Linked DNA regions of Homo sapiens: region 2 is linked to region 1. Evidence: chromatin contacts called from ENCODE Hi-C or POLR2A ChIA-PET data. All regions are on one chromosome and are shown on one strand. Each heading gives the region's core, a stretch centred on a gene start or an enhancer-like site at or near the end of the contact. The rest is flanking DNA. Distances are from core to core; before and after follow the strand shown.

Region 1 (5,831 bases), core at 1,875-4,374:
GGGTTTCATCGTGTTAGCCAGGATGGTCTCGATCTCCTCACCTCATGATGCGCCCGCCTCGGCCTCCCAAAGTGCTGGGATTACAGGTGTAAGCCACCGTGCCCGGCCCTTCAATTTTTTTTTAAGAGACACGTTCTCCTTCTGTCACCCAGGCTAGAGTACAGTGGCATGATCATAGCTCCCTGCAGCCTCGAACTTCTGAACTCGAGCAATCCTCCTGCCTTAGTCTCCTGAGTAGCTAGGACTATAGGCATGCACCACCATTCCCAGCCAATTAAAAAAAAAATTATTTTTTTGTAGTGGCAAGGCCTCCCCATGTATCCCAGACTAGTCTTAAACTCCTGGACTTCTCGGACTCAGGTGATCCTCCCATCTTGGCCTCCCAAAGTGTTGGGATTATAGGACGTGAACCCCTGCACTTGGTTCATTTTTTTTTCTTTATAGTAGCCATCCTAATGGGTATGAATTGGTGTCTCATTGTGGTTTTGATTTGCATTTTCTTCATGATTAGTGATATTGAGCATCTTTTCATGTGCTTGTTGGCCATTTGTATGTCTTCTTTGGAGAAATGTCTGTTCAAGTCCTGTGCCTAGTTTTTAATTGGGTTTTGTTGTTGTTCGGTTTTAGGAGTTCTCTATATATTCTGAATATTAATCTCTTATCAGACATGTGATTTACAAATATTTTCTCCCATTCTGTGGGTTGCCTTTTTATACTCTGTTTATAGTGTCCTTTAATGCACAAAAGTTTTAAGTCCAGTTTCTCTACTTTTTCTTTTGTTGCTTGTACCTTCCGTGTCATGCCCTTATCTTTCAGTCGAATCTAACACAATGCCTTAAAGATAAGGATGGTGCTATTAGTAGCAGTCAGAATGTCTCTCCTTACTAGGTACTGGGTTATGTAGTTTACATGCATTCTTTTCTTTAATTCCCACAACAATTCTGTAAGGCAGGTATTATCACTCTATTTTGTTTTTTTGGAGACAGACTCTCACTGTGTCACCCAGGCCTGTCAGTCATATTTTAAAAGACTAGGAAACTAAGGCTTAGAAGTGAAATAACCAGCTGGGCTCACTGGCTCATGCCTGTAATACTAGTATTCTGGGCAGCCAAGATGGGAGGATCACTTGAGCTCAGGAGTTCGAGACCAGTCTGGGCAACATGGCGAAATTCCGTCTCTACAAAAAAATACAAAAATTAGCTGGGCATGGTAGCATGCACCTGTAGTCCCAGCTACTTGGGAGGAGGCTGAGGTGGGAAGATGGCATGAGCCCAGGAGGCAGAGGTTGCTGTGAGCTGAGATTGTGCCACTACACTCCAGTCTGGTTGACAGAGCCAGAGACCCTGTCTCAGAAAAAAAAAAGTCAAGTACCTTCCTCAAGGTCTGTGGATTATCAGTGGCAGAGCAGGGATTTGAACCCAGGTCTGTGGGCAGCAGAGCTGGTGCTCTTAACCACTAAACCAGAGAGCTTAGTATTGTTTGTGGGATTGAGTGAATGAATGCCTGAATGAACTTGGTAGCTGAAAAATCTAGTAATAGTTGTCTTAAATCCAGACCTACACTAGTATTGTAAATTATGTACTCAGTTTCAGTTTTCCTCCTGTAACTCAGTGTACAAGTGTCCTCTTCATACCAGTAAGTTTTCTGAGAATTTCCTCAAAGGACGTGCTTTCTTATATCCTCGCTGAGGCACTTCTTAGTAATGGAAGACCTGTGTATTTTACTTTCTCTTTGGATTTGCCTTAGAACTACAGTGATGGATGGAGGAAAAGACGGAATTTAAACACATGCTAAATTGTCTAACTGACCAACTTGCTTTTAAGACATCACCAGCTGCTCTTTTAATCATTAATGAAGCATAAGCCTTGTAGTCTGGGAGGCATGTCAAAAATTCTGTTTCGGGTTTTGGTTTAAAATTGAGTGTAATGGAGAGAGACTGATTCTTTCATCTCAGAGAATTGGGCTGTCTTTGAGAGCTGGGGACAAGAACTGGGTCCTGTAATAGGACACTGTGGAGTTTTTTTTGCTGCTCCTCAAAGGAGAAATCACACAGATTTCTGGCACGTCATTAGTCGAAATAGGAAATGAGGCCTGAGAAATGATGTTGCTTGGGGTTTGAAAGCTGAATTTGCTAGTGGCTTCCAGAGAGCGAGAGTCTCCTATGCTAACTGTGGAAATTCTTAAACCAGCAATTCAAAGAATCAGAAGACTCTAGTTGAAAGGGTCTTAGTGGTATTTGGTCCAACCCTCTAATTTTTGCAGGTTGTGGAAACAAGGCCAGAGAGGGTGTCTGTGATGTATGACATTTCTGACAGCAAATGTGCAGGGATTTTTTTGTTGTTTTTGTCTTTTTTCTGATATCAAATGGATGTCCTACAATTGAATTCAGTTTTGACACTAACTACCTGGAGCTGGTGCGGACCCCAGAGGTTAAGGGCTCAGTCCCACAAGACTGCCCCCACTTCACATGCCAGTCACAAGTTCCTGGTTACCATCTGTACTTCCCATGACCGGCTATAAATTGGGGATTCCCGTGATGCCTTCCCCATGTTTGATCATATGCTTGAATGGCTCACAAAATTCAGGACAACACTTTACTTACATTTTCGTGACAAAGGATATAACTCAGCAACAGCCAAATGGAAGAGATTCATCGGGCAAGGTGTGGGGAAGGGGCAGAGAACTTCTGTGCCAGCCTCCCAGCACCTTTATGTGTTCAACTTGGAAGTTCTTTGAACCCCATCGTTTAGGGGTATTAATGGAGGTTTCATTATGTGGGCATGAGTGATTAAATCTGGCCATTGGTGAATAACTCAACCTCTAGTCCCTCTCCCCTTTCCGGAGGTAAGGTGGGATGAGGGTACGGCTAAAAGTTCCAACACTGAAATGTACCTTGGTCTTTCTGGCTAGGGAGCCCCAATCTCATTAGCATACAAAAGACACTTATCTCTCAGGAGATTCCAGGGGTTTTGGGTGAGGTGTGCCAGGAACCTGGACAAAGACCAAATATATATTTCTTACTGTATCACAGTAGGAGACTTGCCAAGGTCCCACAGTGACTCAGTTTTATGACTCTTACATGTCTTCCTATTTAGCTCACAGCCTCTTGCCAGTCATTTAGATATTTGTATATGGGCAGGGAGGGTAAGCATGGGGTAGTAAGTCTGTCATTTTAATGGAGTGGAAATTTTCAACTCAGCCTCATGAAGGTAAATACATTTTATTGTTTGAAAGTTAGTCTCCTGTTTTTGACTGGGCTTGGTTGGGGGTACTATTTAGCTCTAGATTTGATGGTTTAAATGAAATTAGCTCATAAAATCACCAATGGTCTTCTGTTTTATCTACTTTTTCTGGCACTGGTCCAGACCAGAGAAACCAATCCCAGGCTAGGACTGGGAAAGTCTGGGACTGTTCACTGCTCTGCTGCTGATTTGCTGTGAGACTTTGGGTGGGGCACATCCTGTCAGTTACTCATTTGAAGAGCATGGTTTGTTCGTTCGTTTGTTTTGAAGAACAGAGGTTGAACAAGCTTTCCAAGTTCATTTCAGACCTAAAGCTTAAGGCCCAAATCAAAGTGGCTTTTAGTTTTTCTTTTCTTTTTTTTTTTTTTGAGACAGAGTCTTGCTCTGTTGCCCAGGCTGGAGTGCAGTGGCACAATCTCGACTTACTGCAAGCTCCACCTCCTGGGTTCACACCATTCTCCTGCCTCAGCCTGCTGAATAGCTAGGACTACAGGCGCCCACCACCACGCCCGGCTAATTTTTTGTATTTTTAGTAGAGACGGGGTTTCACCGTGTTAGCCAGGATGGTCTTGATCTCCGGACCTCATGATCCGCCCACCTCGGCCTGGGATTACAGTCGTGAGCCACCACGCCTGGCCTAGTTTTTCTTAAGACTTACAGCTTTCCATAAGAGACTGTACATACCTATGAATCATATGTGTGTGTACGTGTGTGTGTGTATAGCCTGTGATATGTAAGTATATACACACATGTAAATACATGCACACAGGTAAATATATACATATACATATTTTATATATATTTTATATAAATATGTTATACTTTATATATATTTTGTGTAAATGTATATATATTTGCCTTCTAATGATTTTCACTGAGGTAGTTTACTTGTAGTAAAATGCATACATTTTGTTATAATTTTGACACATGCTTACATGTTGTCACCTTACCCCATCAAGATACGCACTGTCAACCTCACCCCAGAAAGCTCCCTCAGGTCCCTTCCCAGTTAATCCTCTCCTCCAACACACTGCAGAGGGAACCACTGATCTTTTATCTCTTCTAGAAGTTCATGAGTGGAGTCATACAGTATATGCTCTTTTGTGTTGAATCCCAGTGATATTTTGAAGAAGAATCATATGCATTGTTTTCTCTACCTGCCATTTTGAAAGGCTGTATAAGGGAGTGGTGGCTCATGCCTGTAATCCCAGCACTTTGGGAGGCCAAGGCAGGAGGATTGCTTGAGGCCAAAAATTTGAGGCCAGCCTGGGCAACATAGCAAGACCCTGTTTCTACAAAAAATTTAAAAATTAGCTGGGTGTGGTAGTGCTACTCCCTGTAGTCCTAGCTACTTTGGAGGCTGAGGCAGGAGGATTGCTTGAGCCCAGGAGGTGGAGACTGCAGCGAGCTATGATTGTGCCACTGTACTCTTGAGAGGTGACAGCGTGCTGGCAGCCGTTGCTCGCTCTCAGGCGCCTCCTCAGCCCCGATGCCTTCTCTGGCTGTGCTTGAGGAGCCCTTCAGCCCGCCGCTGCACTGTGAGAACCCCTCCCTGGGCTGGCCGAGGCCGGAGCCGCCTCCCTCAGCTTGCAGGGAGATGTGGAGGGAGAGGCGCGGGCGGGAACCGGGCTGCGCGTGGCGCTTGCGGGCCAGCGCGAGTTCTGGGTGGGCGTGAGCTCAGCGGGCCCAGCACCGCAGGCCCCGGGCAGTGAGGGGCTTAGCATCCAGGCCAGCAGCTGCGGAGGGTGTGCCATTCCCCCAGCAGTGCCGGCCCGCCAGTGCTGTGCTGGAATTCTCGCCGGGTCTCAGCGGTCTCCCTGCGGGGCAGGACTCTGGACCTGCAGCTCACCATGCCTGAGCCTCCCTGCCGTGGGCTCCTATGCGGCCCGAACCTCCCCAAGGAGCGCAAACCCCTGCTCCACTGCGCCCGGTCCCATCGACCGCCCAAGGGCTGAGGAGTGCAGGCGCACTGCCAGGGACTGGCAGGCAGCTCCACCTGTGACCCAGGTGTGGGATCCACTGGGTGAAGCCAGCTGGGTTTCTGAGTCTAGTGAGGACTTAGAGAACCTTTATGTCTAGCTAAGGGATTGTAAATACACCAATCAGCACTCTGTGTCTAGCTCAAGGTTTGTAAATGCACCAATCAGCACTCTGTATCTAGTTAATCTGGTGGGGACTTGGAGAATCTTTGTGTCTAGCTCAGGGATTGTAAACGCACCAATCAGCACCCTGTCAAAATAGGCCAATCAGGTCTCTGTAAAACAGACCAATCAGTTCTCTGTAAAATGGACCAATCAGCAGGATGTGGGTGGGGCCAGAGGCAGTAGTGGTAACCCACTTGGGTCCTTTTTCGTGCGGGGGAGGCTTTGTTCTTTTGCTCTTTGAAACAAATGTTGCTGCTTACTCCATGAGTCCACTGCTTTTATGAGCTGTAACACTGGCTGCAAAGGTCTGCAGTTTTTCTCTTGAGGCTGGCGCAGACCACGAACCCATTGGGAGGAATGAACAATTCCAGGCGGTAGGAGCGAACAACTTCAGACACGCTGCCTTAAGAGCTGTAACACTCACCGCGAAGGTCTGCAGCTTCAC
Region 2 (5,831 bases), core at 1,611-4,110, 100 kb after region 1:
AGCCTGGTGCATGGAGAGAGGGTCAGCTCATCTCAGGCTGTATGTCTTGGGATGACCATTTCACCTCTAGCAGAGCCCAAAGCTGTGGTACATGTGATGGAGCCTGAGCTGGAGAGAATGCAGAGAAGGAAAGATGATGAAAGCAGTGCAAACATGTGCCTCTCCCTCCAGGTGGGGTGGGGTGAGAGGAATACATAACTGCCCATAGTGTGCTATGCTAGGCTGTGGCCAGAGGAAAGGCCAGCAGGTCCTAGACTGCAAGCAGCACAGGGTCCACCTGCTTGAGCAAAGCGTGACCAGTGAGTAGGAACTTGGGCCATGCAGGATCACCCAGAGCCGTGGGAGCAAGGGGCATCTGCCTGCCACCCAGCTTGGGCTGGTGCCCTCTGCACAGCTCTGCTGTCAGCCTGGGCAGGTCTCCTGCCACCTCTCATAGTAGCAGCATACTGCTGCTCTGCGTGAGAAGGCAGTTCCTCCACTAGACCCCAAGCCCATTCTTAGAGAGATGTGCTGGCCCAGGCCTCTCATTTGCTTCTTCAGGGACAGGCTGGCCTCTGGCCCACATGTCAGGGGCCTTTGCAGCAGGGCTTCTGGAAACCATGTCCATTCATTGGGAAGATCCAGCCCACATGCCCTTGTGCCTATTAATCCTGCAAAAAAGGATACTGCCCACACAAACTCCCCTGAGGGTGGCCTTGGCAGCTGGTGGTGGTGCCTGTCTCTGCCCACACAGACTGCCTCGCCACTGCCAGGTCCCACGTAGAGCTCCAGTCTCTAACTTCCCAGAAACAAACCTAACTAACAGCTAACCTGGTGTCTTGCCTGACTGACTGCAGTTTGTTTTTTTTTTTTTCTTTACAACAAATATTAATTGCTTTGCCTTATTTCCCATAGTGTAGAAACCTTGAGTCTTTTCAAGCCTCCTGAGTACAAATTCTTTACTTGGAAACTTTTTGTACTATTGAGTGAGATCAAAGGCTTTTAGACTTGGTCCCAGTGGGGTGGTGCTTGAAGTGACATAGGAAGGGATTCACAGCTTCTCTGGAAATAGTACACCTGAGCTACAGAAATTGTTCTTGTTACATTGAAAACTGGACAGGTGGGTTTCCTTGTGGGCATGGGGCTGTGGGAAGCTGCAGAGGAGCATCTGTTGGAACCCTTATGCTCCTGGGACTCAGGTGTGTGGATAGCCAACACAGAAGTTAACTGACACCACCAGGCTTATTACTGGTTGAAGAGAAATGAGACTTGTCAATGGGCTAGGGCCGGGCGGCTCTCAGGGAGACTGCTAGGCTTGTGCTCTCCCTCCCTGGCCTCTCTAGTGTGAGGTCTTTTTGCCTCTCTTGGCTGGTGATCAGCTAGGGGTGTCTCCCTTTTGCAGGGTGCAGCCAGGAAAATATCCTCATGTGAGAGAATCTAAGTCAAAACAAGAACAGAGGTAGGTTAGTAAAGAATGCTGCTGCCAAAACCCAGGCTTGGGTTTGGAGGGCGGGACTCCCTCCTCAGACCTGGAGGCCCCCAAGGCTCTTACTCTGGAAGGATAATCCTAACCCCTGGAGTACCAGACAGACATGCCTCTCCCCCTTGGGCAGGCAACCCTCCCTCCTGATCCCTGAGGCAGAGCTGCCCCTGCCTGCAGTTCCAAGTGAGAATCAGCTGACAGCAGGATGGCTCACCTGCCACTCAGATCAAAACCTGTGGCTTCTGACATCCAAGATGTCTGTGGACTTTGAAAATGGGCAGGGCTGGTCTAACCACTGCCTCAGCCAAGCCAGCCTGGCCTACCTATCTTCAGAGGGGCTGAGCTTCAGGCAGCAGTCTCTATTGGAGGGCATTCCTCTGCTAGCTTCCTTCCTTTTCTCTCTTCACATGTCTTCTTCCTTTCTGTCCCTCTCTTCCAACTCATACGCTTCTTCAGATCCCTCAGACCAGCCTTCAGCTTGGATCATTGCCCAAGAAAATGCTGAAACTATGGCATGTCAGGCTGGGTGCAGTGGCTCACATCTGTAATCCCAGCACTTTGGGAGGCCAAGCTGGGCAGATCATTTGAGGCCAGGAGTTTGAGATCAGCCTGGCCAACATGGCAAAACCCTGTCTCTACTAAAAATACAAAAAAAAAAAAAATTAGGCAGGTGTGGTGGCTCACGCCTGTAATCCCAGCTACTCAGGAGGCTGAGGCACAAGGATTATCTGAACCTGGGAAGCAGAGGTCGCAGTGAGCTGAGATCGCACCACTGCACACCAGCCTGGGCAACAGAGCAAGACTCTGTCTCTAAATAAATTAATTAATTAAATAAATAACTAAATAAATAAATAAAAATAAAAATAAAACTATGACACATCAGAGCCAACAGCCTTCTTAGGAATCTGCTGGGCCAGCCCCTAGTCTGACAGATGAGGATACCGAGGCCTCCTAAGGGCCTGGTGTCTTGCCCAAAGCTGCAGGGAAGAAACAGAGTCCCCTAAGACTCAGCGCAGTGCCCCCTGCTCCAACCAGGGCCCCACTTCCCTCCCATCAGCCTGACAAGGAGCGCGTCCTCGGCCTCCCACAGTTTCTTTGGTTCATATTTTCCAAGCAGTGTACATGTTTAGTCTGAGTCTGATAGCACCTACATTATTAGAAGGAACTTTGCCCTGTTATAATACTCAAGGCATTTATTTACCAGGACAAGAGGTTTAGATAGCTAAGGTTTTGTGTCTGGCCACAAGAAAGTCAATTTAAGCTTACGTTATATAAGCTTAACTGTTAACCATCACCCTGCTCCACCATGGTTCACGCCCTGAGGCCAAGTGGCTTCTATATTGTAATGAGTCAGTTTCCATAATTTCTGACATCCCTGGGTTTCTGAATTAGAAAACAGAAGCACCAACCTGAAAGTTAAGGTTTCTGAGTCATAAGAATTGAAAGCCAAATACAATCTAGCAATCGCCTTATTTCACAGATGAGGAAATTGAGGCCAAGCATTGCTCAGGCCTCTGTCCCCTGCTCCTGCCTCTCCACCCAAATCTCTAAGGCTTCTTAGGATAGAAGAAACTCAGGAGCTCTCCGGTGAAGAAAGTGGGGTCCAGAGAGGAGCGACTCACCCCAGGTCCTGCCACCAGTGAGTGTGAGGGCCCAGATGGACCCCACCCAGTGCACTCTCCTCAGCGTGCCCTCTAGGGCTTGGTCTGGAGGATGCCATTCCATAAACATACTACTTATTTGGAAAAATCTAGGACATGGAAGAAAAGGGTTCCCATGAGCCAGCTTTTGGGAAGTTATTTTTGAGGAGGTGAGGAATTTCTTAAGTGTCATTGTTTATTTTCTGAGCATGTTGGCTCTCAAGATTTATCCCCAAAGAAGAAAATTAAAGTATGACCCCAGGCCTCAAGGGATTTGTTCTTTAGCAGCAACAAAACAATTACAAGAAAAATCTGAAGGTTTAAGGCCCCTGACCCCTTAATGTCTTTGTTGTAGCTTTTGCAACACATTGGAAAGCTCAGGACATCTAGTCTGTTTCTGCTAAGTGGACAAAAGCTGGTCAGGTGTAAAGAAAGGGCTGGTGCACACTCTAACCGCTAGTGTGGGACTATTTTCTCTCTGGAGATGCTGCTGACTTTCTAAGCTTCAGTTTTGGGGACTCAGCATGGCATGCGTCCTCCCAGAGGCCACACATTCTGACTTACAGTCATTGAGAGCATGATAACTGGTGTGTCCTGTTCCAGGAATGTCTCAAGGCAGAAGGCCTGCCAGCAAGCACAGAGTAGCAGTGTACCCTACTGCCTTTTGATGGGCAAGGGCAAGGAAGTGCCAGCCTTAGGCATTGTTAACACATCTGTCAGTCATTTGTGCGTCCATCCCCCCAGTGAGGACCCACATGCCTCCTGTCCCTAGGTTTCATGTCTGGGTGATAAGACTCCCTGATACCTTTTCAATTCAATGTTCTTTTTTTTTTTTTTTTTTTTTTTTTTAGACAGAGTTTCAGTCTTGTTGCCCAGGGTGGAGTGCAATGGCGTGATCTCGGCTCACTGCAACCTCTGCCTCCCAGGTTCAAGTGATTCTCCTGCCTCAGCCTCCCCAGTAGCTGGGACTACAGGCGCATACCACCACACCCAACTAATTTTGTATTTTTAGTAGAGACTGGGTTTCTCCCTGTTGGTCAGGCTGGTCTCAAACTCTTGACCTCAGGTGATCTGCCCGCCTCGGCCTCCCAAAGTGCTGGGATTACAGGCATGAGCCACCGTGCCCTGCTCAATTCAACATTCTTAACTCCCCAGTAAGTCAAAGAAATAATGAGCAACACAGACTCTTCCTAATCTGATCAGTGACTGGCTTGGGCCTTTCTGAAAGTGCTCTTGTGGGCTTCCCACATTGGGTCCGAAGTTAGGACACAGAGCACATTCCTCAGAGCAAGGGGCCAGCTGAGCTCACTGAGGGAGTGAAGAGCTCTGGTGGCATCGTAGATACCTGCTCAGAGTGCTGGACTCTACCTGGGACCCCAAACCACCCTCCCCCACCATCAGCAGCAGGTGTCAACCCCCAGGACTGGAGTTGTCACATCACTGCTGGTGATATGTGTTCTTTGTTCTTTTTCTTTGTGAAGGTCGTGTTATTTTTTACATTTGATAGACACTGGGGTATGCATTCCTTTTACTGCTTATTTTTACTTTAGTCTTACCCTAGATCATGGCATTGGGTGAAGCCAGCTATAGACAGAGCTGGCATTTTTGTAATAGAAATAGGGGTCTTGCAAGTGAGCCCCGGAAGGGTACCTCCCAGAGCCAGGGTAGGTGAGGAGGTGATTAAGGGTCATCACCTCATTTCTCTAGGCTGGGAGCCAACATTCCATTAACATGGCTTCTAGGGAGCTTCTTATCATGTCATATTTGATGGCAACTTAAACCTTTTTAGCCATGTGCATTTTTCAGAGTCTCTGTCCCTGAGGTGCTTGGCACAGGGGCCCAAGCAAGGTGACTGCTCAGGCAACCCCGTGGTACACCTTAGTATGCCTGGAAGCTGTCACCTCCCTGGCTCTGGCTGCTGCGCCCCAGTGCTCAGCTGAACTTGGTTTCTTTGACTCCTGAAGCACAGCCAGCCATTGAACACAGGGAAGAAAGGACGAGACTAAAGGGAGCTGTTGCTTTCAGGGCTGCTTCATGAATTTCCCCTAAAGAGACACAAAGAAGACTAAAGCCCCATAGTCCCCTTTGTCATCAGAGCCCTCGTTTTTGCTGTGTTTCTGTTGATGGTAAAATGTGCCTGCCTCTGTCTACCAGGCCACACCCAGCCCAGCGGAGCACGCACCTCCTCCAGTTCCCCTCTCCACTCAGAAATGCACCAGGACGCATTTCAAAATCTCTTCAGCGGAGCAAACAGACCCCCTGCATCCCCCCGGGGCTGGTGCTGCCCTGCCCTCTGAGCACCTGTACCCCGCTCTGGGCAGGCTGTCACTTGGCCTTCCCTGGGTTGGGCTTGACAGCGGACTGTCATAGTGGCTGAGTTCAAAATCAGCCTGCGTGGCAGCGCCTTCCTGAAGTTAGAAGGTGTTTTGCAGCCCCGGGCTGAGAGGCCCCGCAATGTGAGAGTGGACACTCATAGTCAAAAAGTTCTCCATTTCAAGAACGCGTACAGCCACCTTCCTTACCGCCGGCCCTGCCGGGAGCCTGCTTCTTATCATTTGCACCTCATTGCTTTCCTCACCTGCCATCTCACACGTGGCTGCCCTGTGTTGCCCCTGTGTGCTGTGCCAATTGTGTTTTTTTGCTCTGTGTACATTTTGGTTTTATTTGGGGTTGCTGTTGATGATTTCCTTTGTTCCGGTGTTCTGTCTCCCCTCGCTGGCTGTGTGGGG

The links. A loop is a pair of places that touch in the nucleus more often than their neighbours do. ChIA-PET counts read pairs that join two places held with the same protein, here RNA polymerase II (POLR2A). Pooled maps may share reads with other maps.
Region 2: a pooled map shows a loop between it and region 1 (4-fold over the local background). The contact joins two enhancer-like sites. A Hi-C loop is called at or near these places in 9 of 50 pooled maps. POLR2A ChIA-PET finds 5 or more read pairs at or near these places in 11 of 52 experiments (A549, A673, BJ and 6 more).

Annotation. Positions count from the first base shown.
Region 1 is chr17:17,955,869-17,961,699 of GRCh38, reverse strand. All of the region lies in intron 1 of TOM1L2 (target of myb1 like 2 membrane trafficking protein), which reads left to right. Among named protein-coding and RNA genes, the nearest start is that of TOM1L2, 14 kb to the left of the region's middle. RefSeq lists a silencer at 3,357-3,406. Within about 2 kb of position 3,124, at least 22 of the 41 ENCODE cell types and tissues checked have a DNase peak (open chromatin) inside an H3K27ac peak, as active enhancers do.
Region 2 is chr17:17,850,985-17,856,815 of GRCh38, reverse strand. All of the region lies in intron 12 of TOM1L2 (target of myb1 like 2 membrane trafficking protein), which reads left to right. Among named protein-coding and RNA genes, the nearest start is that of SREBF1, 17 kb to the right of the region's middle. Within about 2 kb of position 2,860, at least 2 of the 41 ENCODE cell types and tissues checked have a DNase peak (open chromatin) inside an H3K27ac peak, as active enhancers do.